3 separate regions of the Homo sapiens genome follow, and regions 2 and 3 are each linked to region 1. Evidence: chromatin contacts called from ENCODE Hi-C or POLR2A ChIA-PET data. All regions are on one chromosome and are shown on one strand. Each heading gives the region's core, a stretch centred on a gene start or an enhancer-like site at or near the end of the contact. The rest is flanking DNA. Distances are from core to core; before and after follow the strand shown. Region 1 holds the start of SYS1-DBNDD2 (SYS1-DBNDD2 readthrough (NMD candidate)). Region 2 holds the start of PLTP (phospholipid transfer protein). Region 3 holds the start of CD40 (CD40 molecule).

The links. A loop is a pair of places that touch in the nucleus more often than their neighbours do. ChIA-PET counts read pairs that join two places held with the same protein, here RNA polymerase II (POLR2A). Pooled maps may share reads with other maps.
Region 2: a pooled map shows a loop between it and region 1 (7-fold over the local background). The contact joins the promoter of PLTP here to the promoter of SYS1-DBNDD2 in region 1. A Hi-C loop is called at or near these places in 7 of 50 pooled maps. POLR2A ChIA-PET finds 5 or more read pairs at or near these places in 3 of 52 experiments (H1, HEK293 and activated CD4-positive, alpha-beta T cell).
Region 3: a map of GM12878 shows a loop between it and region 1 (2.2-fold over the local background). The contact joins the promoter of CD40 here to the promoter of SYS1-DBNDD2 in region 1. A Hi-C loop is called at or near these places in 1 of 168 maps with a recorded cell type or tissue (GM12878), 6 of 37 single-sample maps with no recorded cell type and 5 of 50 pooled maps.

What each region holds. Positions count from the first base shown.
Region 1 is chr20:45,361,022-45,365,128 of GRCh38, forward strand. SYS1-DBNDD2 (SYS1-DBNDD2 readthrough (NMD candidate)) reads left to right here and starts at 2,148. Exons shown (of 6, transcript NR_003189.2): 1 at 2,148-2,294; 2 at 2,508-2,672. It overlaps SYS1 (SYS1 golgi trafficking protein), which reads left to right and starts at 2,135. Exons shown (of 4, transcript NM_033542.4): 1 at 2,135-2,294; 2 at 2,508-2,672. The coding sequence starts at 2,511. LOC124904914 (a long non-coding RNA gene) reads right to left here and starts at 2,347. Exons shown (of 2, transcript XR_007067609.1): 1 at 2,047-2,347; 2 at 1,335-1,805. RefSeq lists an enhancer at 1,865-2,304.
Region 2 is chr20:45,910,905-45,915,169 of GRCh38, forward strand. It overlaps PLTP (phospholipid transfer protein), which reads right to left and starts at 1,251. Exons shown (of 16, transcript NM_006227.4): 1 at 1,175-1,251; 2 at 449-559; 3 at 248-347. The coding sequence starts at 548.
Region 3 is chr20:46,116,048-46,119,831 of GRCh38, forward strand. It overlaps CD40 (CD40 molecule), which reads left to right and starts at 2,267. Exons shown (of 9, transcript NM_001250.6): 1 at 2,267-2,347. The coding sequence starts at 2,297. RefSeq lists a cis regulatory region at 1,449-3,546, enhancers at 1,488-2,304, 2,070-2,129, 3,140-3,489 and a silencer at 2,046-2,265.

The sequences.
Region 1 (4,107 bases), core at 898-3,397:
GACCTAGAGAGTCACACCACCTCCCCCCAAGCCTAGTTTCCTCCCCTATAAAAAGGGGACAATAGCTATATTTTCAGATTGTGAGAATTAAACAAGATCATGTAGGCACTTAAGAAACAGATGTTTTCTCAGAAACACTAGATCATGTGCATAATCAGTGAACTAGAGGAATTTGAATACATATTTGTTGGACTGAATTGAGGTGCCTAAAAGAATGGTTGAGCTGGAAAGCACCTAAGAAATCTTTGGGCCTTAATAACTCCCCAACTGGAGTCCAGGGGAACTGTTCAGGGTATTTCCAAATGATAAGGACAATCGCACACTCTCAATAAAGTCTCAAGTTTCTTTACTTTTGTCTGGAATTGTATCAGCTCAAGGTGATAACACGGCTACCACAAGCTGTTCAGAAATTCTGATTGGCAGTTACATGGCTCTTTGATACGTTTTTTTTTTTTTTTTTTTGAGACGGAGTCTCGCTCTGTCGCCCAGGCTGGACTGCAGTGGCGCAATCTCGGCTCACTGCAAGCTTCGCCTCCCAGGTTCACGCCATTCTCCTGTCTCAGCCTCCCGAGTAGCTGGGACTACATGCGCCTGCCACCAGGCCCGGCTAATTTTCTGTATTTTTAATAGAGATGGGGTTTCACCATGTTAGCCAGGATGGTCTTGAACTCCTGACCTTGTGATCTGCCCGCCTCAGCCTCCCAAAGTGCTGGGATTACAGGCATGAGCCACTGTGCCCAGCCTAAGTTTTTTTTTTAATGAGAAAATAATTACTGGAAGGTAGATTAAATGGTGGAAAACGTTAATCATGTCCAACTCCTCATTTCATAAACAGGGAAGCTGAGGTTTAAAGAAGGAAGTGGCTTGCTGGTCACACTGGGTGGCATAGCTGGCCCTAAAACCCAAATTCTTTTCCTGGAACAACTTACTTCCCGTCTTTCCACTTCAGAGAGGGGGAACCTAGGATCAATGAAGTTGATGGGTTTTCGTCTGCTGGAGTAGGAATAAGTGAGTTATCGATTTGCTCTTGCTTTTTCTGTTCTTAACTCATTCAGCAAATATTTACTGACTGTCCACTATTCGGATTTGGAAGATAGATAAAACAGTCATGGCAGCAGAGAGGGTCAGGATTTACTCCTATGTGCGACTTCAGAACCTGTGCCTTTTTCCACTGGACACCCACATTTTAAAACACCCACTACTCTGCCTTCTAATATAGTTCATCTGTGTCTCAGGGCAGGGGCTGTCTTATATATACATGTTCTAGCCTTCCTGCCACCGAGTAGGTGCGAAATCAATGTTGTAGTGTTGAGGAAACACTTGAATTTTATTTATTTATTTATTTATTTATTTATTTATTTAGAGACGGAGTTTTGCTCTTGTTGCCCAGGCTGGAGTGCAATGGCGTGATCTCGGCTCACTGCAACCTCTGCCTCCCGGGTTCAAGCAATTCTCCTGGCTCAGCCTCCCGAGTAGCTAGGACTACAGGCGTGCGCCACCACGCCCCGCTAATTTTGTATTTTTAGCAGAGACGGGGTTTCTCCATGTTGGTCAGGCTGGTCTCGAAACACCGACCTCAGGTAATCCGCCCACCTCAGCCTCCCAAAGTGCTGGGATTACAGGCGTGAGCCACCGCGCCCGACCAACACTTGAATTTTAATACTTACTTTGCTACTAACTGTGTCGTTGAAACAGTATGTTGCTTTCCTTCTCTGGCCCTTAGCTTAACTATCTGTACAGCGGGAACATTGGCAAACTCCTACGTGGAGGAGCTTGCAGGTCCACTTCAAGTTATCAGACTCTAACTAGGAGAAAACATTGAGAATTTAGGCTGAAAATAACGACACAGTTTATCACCTCGTTAATTCCCAAACATCATTACCGCGTCCTAAGCCACCCCACTTGCCTCTCCCCTAGCCGCCTTCCTTTAAAAAAAGAATTCCCCTCTAGAGGGCGCGCAAGCTCTGCGGCCTTCGTTCCTCTCTTCCGTTTGCCTTCACTCTTCCTTCTGCGCATGTGCTCAGTTCGCTATCCGGCTGCTTGTACCTGGTTCAGGAGGTTCAGGCAGAGGTTGCACCCACTACGCCTGCGCAACCTCAGCCCCGCCCCTCCGCTGCTTTCCCCGGAAACGTTTCTTTCCTACGCAGCCGCTCCTGCCGCCGTGGTCGCTGGAGCTTTGCCTCTCTAGGCCGGCAGCGCCTCTCCTCCATGGTCCTGTCTGTCAGCGCTGTTTTGGGAGCCCGCCGGTGAGGCCGGGCCACGCTCAGACACTTCGATCGTCGAGTCTGTCACTGGTGAGTAGACCCCAGAGGAGCTCGTGTACGGGCGGGGGCCGCGCAGGCGGAATGGGCTGGATTTCCCCTCACTCTGAGAATGGGTCTGTCTGCCCCGCCTTCCCCCTGACTCTTGGAATGGGCTCACCCCTTGGTTCCAGTCCCTCCTCCCGGGCGGGGCGACGTTGCCATGGAGACAGGCCGCTGGCTGAGGCCCGGCTCGTGTCCCTGCAGGGCATGGCGGGTCAGTTCCGCAGCTACGTGTGGGACCCGCTGCTGATCCTGTCGCAGATCGTCCTCATGCAGACCGTGTATTACGGCTCGCTGGGCCTGTGGCTGGCGCTGGTGGACGGGCTAGTGCGAAGCAGCCCCTCGCTGGACCAGATGTTCGACGCCGAGGTAGGGTCCCCGGACTGGGGCGGGTGGGGTCTCGGCCTCCCCGAGTAGGCTTTGTGGTCCATCACTACTGTGCTGTAGACGTGGCTGGGTCACCTTCTTTCTTTGTAGCCCTGGGAAAGGGATTTCACCTTTCTGAGCCTCAGCTGCCTCATCCATAAAATGGAATGACAGCAGAGGCTGATTAGTACAAAGAAAAGGGCCTGGATGTTAATACAATAAACACGTCTGTGTTCCAGGCAACTCTGATACATTTCCTTTCTGATACTCTGGGAAAGTGACTTGATTTCTCTGAGCTAGGTTCTCAGGTGCCACATCGGAGAGAGGGGTGGATAAAAGAGCATTCGTGCGGGTACAGTGGAAACTGCCTGGACTTTGGGGTCAGACAGGCGTCCGTTTAAGATCCACTTACTAGCTGTGTGACCTGGGGCAAATGTCACCTCTGTGAACTTGTTTTCCTGTCTTCAAAACCATGAGACTAGTTGCAGAGAGGTCGTGGACTGCAATATAAAGAGCATGTGCTTTGGGTTCAGAAAAGCAAGGGTTCAGTCTAGGCCTAAACATATAAAACTAGCTGTGGGACCTTGGGCAAGTTGCTTCCCCTTTCTGAGCCTTTTCTGAAAAGTGGGCCGGATGCTCCTACCATGTTGCCCTCAACAAAATGTTACAAGGCCCAGAGGGGTTTAGGAATAAGAAGGTACTTTGTAAAGTGTAAAGGAGGCCTATAAGTTGTTACATCTAAGAGGCAGCTGTGGCGTGGTGATGAGCACAGTTCTTTTTTTTTTTTTTTTTTTTTTTTGAGACGGAGTCTCCCTCTGTCGCCCAGGCTGGAGTGCAGTGGCAGGATCTCGGCTCACTGCAAGCTCCGCCTCCCGGGTTCACGCCATTCTCCTGCCTCAGCCTCCCAAGTAGCTGGGACTACAGGCGCCCGCCACTACGCCCGGCTAATTTTTTGTATTTTTAGTAGAGACGGGGTTTCACCGTTTTAGCCGGGATGGTCTCGATCTCCTGACCTCGTGATCCGCCTGCCTCGGCCTCCCAAAGTGCTGGGATTACAGGCGTGAGCCACCGCGCCCGGCCGAGCACAGTTCTTAAAGCCAGGAGACCTGGGATGGAGTCCTTGCTCCTGCTGCTTGTTCTCTGTGTTAGCCCTTGGGCAAGTTATTATCCAAAAAGTGATAAGAATTAAAAGAAGAAGAATGGCTTTGTGAGGTTTTTTTAGGGATAATATGAGATTATGTATGTCAAAGACCTTTCTTTGTCAGCTGAAAGTGTGGTGCAGATGTTTGGCATTTGATAGTATTGTGTTGGATAGTGGAGGTTGCACACCCACCATATGCCTAGTTGTAGTCTCGTAGGAGACTCTATGCTCCTGGGAAGAGCTGTGGGAATGCCAGGCTTTGTTGAAGAGCCATATGATGCACACAACCTGAGTTCT
Region 2 (4,265 bases), core at 1-2,500, 550 kb after region 1:
CTGGTCCTGCTTCCTTCTTGGCCCCCTCTACATTTTCAAGGCCACGCCCATCTGCCTGGTCCCGCCTATGATGACTGGCTTGGCCTTTATCTTTTCGGCCCCATCCGGTTTCTTAAGTCTTGCCTCATCGATTTGGCCACGCCCCATCCCACTCAGCCTCCAGTCTCCCGAGACCCTGAGATTTCTCGGGCCCCGCCTCCACCGCCGAGGCCCCGCCCCGGATCGCGAGGCCCCGCCCCCCACTTACTCAGAGATGTTGTAGTAGAAGTGGCCTTCTTTGCCCCGCAGGTCCGGAATGGTGATAGTCTCCAGCTCTTGCTCCAGAAAGCGCAGCCCCTCCTGCTTCACTGAAGCAGCAGAGAAACCCTTACTTAGCTCCCGTGCCCACTGTTGGGGCGACCCCAACCCCGTCCGCTCCCGTCCGTCCCTGTCTGCCCCTGCGCCTTACCCAGCTCCAGCGCCTTGGAGGTGACGCGGATCTTGCAGCCTGGGAACTCTGCATGTGCGCCTGCCAGCAGCGCTAGGAAGAGGGCCCCGAAGAGGGCCATGGCGAGCGGGCCTGGGGGTGGGGTGGGGTCGCAGGAGTTATCTGAGCCGCTTAAACCCATTCCTTGGACGTCCAACCATAAGTGGGAACTAGCCTGGATCGTTACCCTCCAGATAACTCTTCGGGGAACTTGGAACCAATAATCTTGCCTCCATATGGCAGATGTGGAAACTGAGGCTCAGAGAGGCGATGCGACTTGCGTTCTGGCTCCCAGAGGATTTGGGACACGGGGGAGGGGACGTTCCCAGTTCCCTCGTGCTACCGCCGCGTGATGAGTTTGGACCTCCAGGGGACCAGCCCCCACACCCCCAACAACCTCCCCTTTCCTTTAGCGGTGGGCCCATGCAGGCTTGCACGTTGCCACGGCAACGACTGCACGCGCATTCTTGGAGGGTGGCTTGCGGTCTCCTAGGCCTCGCGCCCGGGGAGGAGAGGAGGTGGCCGACCAGACCGTGGGCTCCCGGGTCTCCCGGCTCCCTCAGGTCCTAAATCTCTCCCATTAGAGATTCTGCCTGGAGCCCCCATGTTAGCGTTCTCCTTCATCGGCTCTCCTCCCCACGCCGGCTTCAGTGCACCACGCGGCTCGGCGAGGGACTGGGAACGGGATAGGGACGCGCCCCAACTCACTCAGCGGTGGAGCTGGGGGGCGGCGCGGTCACGTGGGATGGCGGGCAGCTCAGGGGATCCGGGCGACGGGGTCTGGCGGGCAGGGTTGTTCCAGCCGCCTTTATAAAGCCGGCCTCCCCGACCCCTCCTCCTCTCTGCAGCTCTCCCCTCCTCCCTTGGGGGCTGGGAGGGGACGGGGCGGGACGCTGGCAGCCGGGAGAGTGGAAAAGGCTGCACAGAGCCCCGTGACAAGCCCGGCCGCTGTCTGGACAAGTGGGAGACCCAAGCCCAGGGAGAGGGAAGGAAATGCAGGAGCCGGCCCACTCAGCCCCAACAATCCCACTTTGCTGGGACCTTGGTTCAAATTACAATTATCCATGTCTTCCTGCATGATCTTGGGCAAGTCACTTCACTTGGGTCACTGACCCTCAGTTTCTTCCTTCAGCGAAATGTGCACGATGATAGGAACTACCTCTTGGGCCTTTATTACAACCAGGTCCAGGCACAAAGTCAAGGAATATTTTTTCTTTCCCTGCCACCCACAATCATCTCGGGACCTCCTTGCCTGGCTTTGCTATGGGCCCCCCTACCTGTCTCTGTGTCACCACCTGGGGACCTTAAGGTCCCAGAGACCTTTCCCACTTGGGAAAGCAAGACTAGACAAGTGCTGTCAGCCCAGGAACATACCACACCGGCTGAAATCAGAAGGAGGTCTGCCATTTATCGTGGCTGGTGGATTGTTTTTTCTATTTTTTTTATTTTTATTTTTTGAGACGGAGTCTCGCTCTGTCCCCCAGGCTGGAGTGCAGTGGCGCGATCTCGGCTCCCTGCAAGCCCCGCCTCCCGGGTTCACGCCATTCTCCTGCCTCAGCCTCCCCAGCAGCTGGGGCTACAGGCGCACGCTGCCACGCCCGGCTAATTTTTTTTGTATTTTTAGTAGAGACGGGGTTTCACCGTGTTAGCCAGGATGGTCTCGATCTCCTGACCTTGTGATCCGCCCGCCTCGGCCTCCCAAAGTGCTGGGATTAAAGGCATGAGCCACCGCGCCCGGTCCACTGGTGGATTTTTTAATGAACCCTTGGAGCAAGGTGCTCTGAACAGCATCCCCGCCCCCACCCCCACCCCCACCTCCATCTACTGCTTACAGGGTTCCCGGACCCTAGGACAGGGCACAGAGTGGGTGCTTGCCACCTTTTTGTTGCCAAATGGACGAAAGAAAGGGGAAGCAATAATCATGTCTGCTGAGCATGTATTTAGCACCAAACACTCATCTAGGAAGGATGACTAACTCATCCTGATTTGCCTAGGACTTTCCCCATTGTGTCTTTTTTTTCTGATATAATCCACAGATTCACAAAAATAGTTCCATTTCCTTTTTTATTTAATTAATTAATTAATTTTTTTGAGACACAGTCGTGCTCTGTCACCAGGCTGCAGTGCGGTGGTGTGATCTTGGCTCACTGCAACCTCTGCCTCCTGGGTTCAAGTGATTCTCCTGCCTCAGCCTCCCAAGTAGCTGGGACTACAGCCATGTGCCACCACACCTGGCTAATTTTTGTATTTTTAGTGGAGACAGGGTTTTGCCATTTTGGCCAGGCTGGTCTTGAACTCCTGCCCTCAAGTGATCCGCCTGCCTTAGCCTCCCAAAGTGCTGGGATTACAGGTGTGACCCACCATGCCCAGCCTATTTATTTATTTTTATTTATTTATTTAAGATGGAGTTTCTCTCTTGTTGCCCAGGCTGGAGTGCAATGGCGCAATCTCGGCTCACTGCAACCTCCGCCTACCAGGTTCAAGCAATTCTCCTACCTCAGCCTCCCAAGTAGCTGGGATTACAGGCACCCACCACTACGCTCAGCTAATTTTTTGTATTTTTAGTAGAGATATGGTTTCGCTATGTTGGCCAGGCTGGTTTCGAACGCCTGACCTCAGGCAATCCACCTGCCTTGGCCTCCCAAAGTGCTGGGATTACAGGCGTGAGCCACCGCGCCCGGCCGCCTATTTATATTTTTAGAGACAGGGTCTTGCTCTGTTGCCCAGGCTGGAGTGCAGTGGTACAATCACGGCTCACTGAAGCCTCCACCTCTTGGGCTCAAGCGATCTTCCCACCTCAGCCTCCTGAGTAGCTAGGACTACAGGCAGGTGGTACCATGTCATGTCCAGCTAAGTTTTGTATTTTTTGTAGAGACAGGTCTCACCATGTTGCCCAGGCTGATCTTGAACTCCTGGACCCAAGTGATCCTCTTGCCTTGGGCTCCCAAAGTGCTGGGATTACAGGCGTGAGCCACACATCCAGCCATCCCCATTTTGAAACCATTCCTGGGAACCCACTCAGTCCCTGGGAAACCTTACAACTGGTCATCCGAATTCTAGGTAATTTATTTAACCTTAACAACCTGTCAGACTGGCACTATTATGAACCCTCTTTAACAGGAAGTAGAGGTTGAAGCAATTCTGTGGCTGCTATTAGGGAATCCGTAGACTGTTCATGGAAGAGTGGAAGGTGGGCTTTATAGCCCGGTAGTTATGTACTTAGACTCTTGTGTCTGACAGACAAGAGTTTACACCCCAGGTTGTCAGTTCTTAGGTGTATGACATTGATCCCTTGCTTAAGCACTCAGATCTTCAATTTCCTCATCCTAAAATGGAAACAATAATTTAAGGTTATTGCAAGAATAAATGGGCCTGGTACATGACACATCATTAGTGCCAAATAAATGCTAGCTATCTTAATTAGGGGCACATACCACGAGCAAACAAAGCAGAAAAGGTGTAGAGGGAGAACAGAGAAAGTGTTAAGAGTATCCAGAGGAGGAAGTATCTGTGTTCCTTTGAACTCTAGTAACCTTCCTAGAGCCTGGCTCAAGCAGAAAACCTGGTGGATGTTAGTTTTCTTTCCTCTTATTTCCTTTCTTTTCTTTTTTTTTTTTTGTGGGGTGGAGTCTCGCTCTGTCACCCAGGCTGGAGTGCAGTGGCACGATCTCGGCTCACTGCAACCTCCACCTCCCAGGTTCAAGTGATTCTCTTGCCTCAGCCTCCCGAGTAGCTGGGACTAGAGGCGCCTGCCACCATGCCCAGCTAATTTTTGTATTTTTAGAGACAGGGTTTCACC
Region 3 (3,784 bases), core at 1,017-3,516, 760 kb after region 1:
ATCAGATCTGGAGTTTATCAAGAGAATCGCAGCAGTGTAAAGAGTTGCCTGGCACATAGTAGGTGCTCAATAAATCCTGTGGAATGAGAGAGGCTGTTGGGACAGTCCAGATGAAAGATGGCACCCTCTGAATTAGGGCAGTGGCAGAGGTGACAGAAAATAAGGGATGGATCCTAGAGGCAGAATCCACAAGACTTGCAAATGTGCCCTTAACAGCAGAAGCCATGAGAATGGGGTTAGAAGTGTCCTCCTCTTCCATCCTCCCTGATCTGTGAGGTCTGGCCTCTTGTCCTCTTCCAGAAATTGAGAGCTTGGAGGGTCATCACCTCAACCGTTGTCTAGTTCAAGCTCCTAAGTTTTCCTTGGAGAAAAATTTAGGCCTAAGGGAACACAGTCCTTCAGAGGCAGAGGCTGCACCAGAACCCAGGTGTTCCATGCTGCAAAGCAGAGTGTTAACACTGGTTCAAGAACATCTTGAGGGCCAGGTGCGGTGGCTCATGCCTGTAATCTCAGCACTTTGGGAGGCCAAGGCAGGCGGATCACCTGAGGTCAGGAGTTTGAGACCAGCCTGGCCAACGTGGAGAAACCCCGTCTCTACTAAAAATACAAAAATTAGCTGGGCGTGGTGGCGCCAGCCTGTAATCCCAGCTACTCGGGAGGCTGAGGCAGGAGAATTGCTTGAACCCAGGAGGCAGAGGTTGCAGTGAGCCGAGATCATGCCACTGCACTCCAGCCTGGGCAACAGAATGAGACTCTGTCAAAAAAAACCCAAAAACCAAAAACCAAACAAACACCCAAAAAACAAAACGAAACAAAAAACAAAAAAACAAAAGCACGTCTTCAGAGTTCATGAACCCAGGAAATGTAGGCACAAGTGTGTGTGTTTCTGCAAAATGAGAGGGTCCCGAGTTTCCTAACATACTTAAAGTGTTTTATGATGCCACAAAAGGCTGGCCCACTCTTTTTTTTTTTTTGAGATGGAGTTTTGCACTGTCGCCCAGGCTGAAGTGCAGTGATGTAATCATTGCAATCATGGCTCACTGCAACCTTGACTTCTTGAGCTCAAGCGATCCTCCTGCCTCAGCCTCCTGAGTAGCTGGGACTACAGGTGTTTGCCACCATGCCTGGCTAACTTAAAAATTTCTTTATTTTGTAGAGATGGGGGTCTTGCCATGTTGCCAGGCTGGTCTTGAACTCCTGGCCTCAAGCAATCTCCCTTTTTGGCCTTCCAAAGTGTTAGATTACAGGCGTAAGCCACCGCGCCTGGCCCCCACCTTTATTTTTATTTTTATTTATTATTTATTTTTTTTTTTTTTGAGACTGAGTCTTGCTCTGCCTTCGAGGCTGGAGTGCAGTGGCACGATCTCGGCTCATTGCAATCTCTGCCTCTGCGGTTCAAGCGATTCTCCTGCCTCAGCCTCCCGAGTAGCTGGGATTACAGGCGAACGCCACTACATCCGGTTAATTTTTGTATTTTTAGTAGAGACGGAGTTTCACTATGTTGGCCAGGTTGGTCTCGAACTCCTGACCTCAAGTGATCTGCCCGCCTCGGCCTCCTAAAGTGCTGGATTACAGGCGTGAGCCACCGCGCCCGGCCCCACTCTTAATAAATGCCTGTCTCCAGGTGCTGGGTGGGAGGTGGGATGGAATGGAATGAGGTGAGGACGCATGGATGCATGGATGAATGGATGGGAAGTTGAGACGACGCGCCCACACGAGGGAATTTCCTTTGAAAGAGAGCGAAATTCTGAGTTGGGAAACTCTTCCTTGAAACGCCTCCCCATACCCCAGCTGTGGCCTTCCCGTTTTCTGCGTGGTGGTGTGGGGGGAACTTCCTCAGGCCTCTCCGCAGTGGAGCCTCTTTCGGTTCTGCCAGGATACCTAGAGGCAGCGGAGAGCGGGGCAGGGAGGGGAAAACCGTGAGGGTCCCTGTGGCAGGCCCCAGCACCCATGGGATCTCTCTCCGGTCGCAGGAAGCAGGCTAGCTCCTAGCCCGCCTCGGCTTGGCCTTTGTGGGACCTGGGGGCAAAGAAGAAGAGCTGTCTCTGGGACCATGCCTCCTCCCGTACACAGCAAGATGCGTCCCTAAACTCCCGGGGGAATTAGACTTGTGGGAATGTTCTGGGGAAACTCCTGCGCGGTGAATTGCTGGGGGCTCCGCCCCCCCGATAGGTGGACCGCGATTGGTCTTTGAAGACCCCGCCCCTTTCCTGGGCGGGGCCAAGGCTGGGGCAGGGGAGTCAGCAGAGGCCTCGCTCGGGCGCCCAGTGGTCCTGCCGCCTGGTCTCACCTCGCTATGGTTCGTCTGCCTCTGCAGTGCGTCCTCTGGGGCTGCTTGCTGACCGCTGTGAGTTGTTTTTGCCCCGACCAGACGGGAGTTGGGAGTGGGGAATGAGAAGGAAAGGGAAGGAAGACTTCGGGGAAGAGGCCTTCCTGGCTGATTTTTGTGGGGGCAGGAGGGTGGGTGGGAGCTGGGCAAGGTGCCCCCGCTCCTGGCTGAATGGGGTGGGCTGCCTCTCTCTTCTCCCGGGCTGGGGTCCCGGGAGCGGCCTACAGGGGCCGCTCAGGGAAGGCACTGGCTGCCCAAGCGTGCCTAGACGGCCTGGACGGGTTTAGGGAGCCTCAGAGGCTGGCCACACAGAGACTGGTAGGGGGTTCAGAGGGCGGGAAGTGAGGCGGACCAAGGGAAGGGGCGGGTCTGGCCCGTTTCCTGTCCCCTTCTTATTGTGGACAGATGCCAGCCTCTGTAAGTAGTTATCATCTCCTTGCCAGCTGGGGCTGCCTTCTTCCAGGGCATCTTGTGGGAACAAGAGATGGGTGCAGAGGCCCAGGTACTTTTGTGAGAAGGCAAGGAGCTTTTAACATCGCCTTCCACCCCGAACCGTATCTTGGGTGTTCCAACCTAGGAGGAATCCCCAGGGCTTTGCCTTTTTCTCCTGAATTTAAGATGACATAGGAGACCCCTGGGGAGATGAACAGTTTATGGGACACAATAAAGGGTTAGGAGACCAGAGTTCTGGTTGGCTCTGACAGGGCTGGTGATCAGAGGGCTGGAGAAACCAGGGGTTTCTCCAGGCACCAGAGGGGCTCAGAGCCAACCAAGCATATCTCCGGGATTTTCAGAAGCCTACACTTGACTCACTTTTTGTTTAAATGTATTTTTGTAGTTCCTCATTCTGGAGGCTGGGAATCCCCCAAGTACCTGGCTCCTTCATCCCAGCCCCTCTGGCCTCCCCCTACTTTAGAGGGCTGTAGATTCCTGCCTGAAGCCTGGGCAGGAATGACCCATGGTATCAAGGAAAGCAAGGGAAGCAGCAAGGGAAGAGAGGGAGTGGGGAGGCTGCTTTGGTCCCACAGCTTTCACTTTCACCTGAAGCAATGGCTCTTAGGGAACAGGGAGGCAGGGGGAGGGCGGAGCTGGAAAGAGGTAAAGGGGGGCCCTTGTGGTAGGAGTGGAGAAAGAGCCAGAGGAGGTGGGGTGAAGGGTGTGATCCAGGCTTCTCAAGAGCAGAGTTTGCCCTCATAACTCCCAACTTTGGCTCCAGGTAGAGGCTGGGCTGTGACAACAATGTCAGAAGCTATCTATTGAGGGCTTCTTGTGTGTCAGGCTCTGAGCCAAACACTGCCTGTTTTCTTTGTCTGATTTCTCACAACTCCCCCATTATACAGATGGGCAAATTGAGGCTCAGAAAGGGGGATTGTCTTGCCAAAGGTCTCATAGCTAGCTAATGGAAGAACCTGGTTGTGAATCTACATCTGCATGATTCCCGAGCCTGCCTCTCAG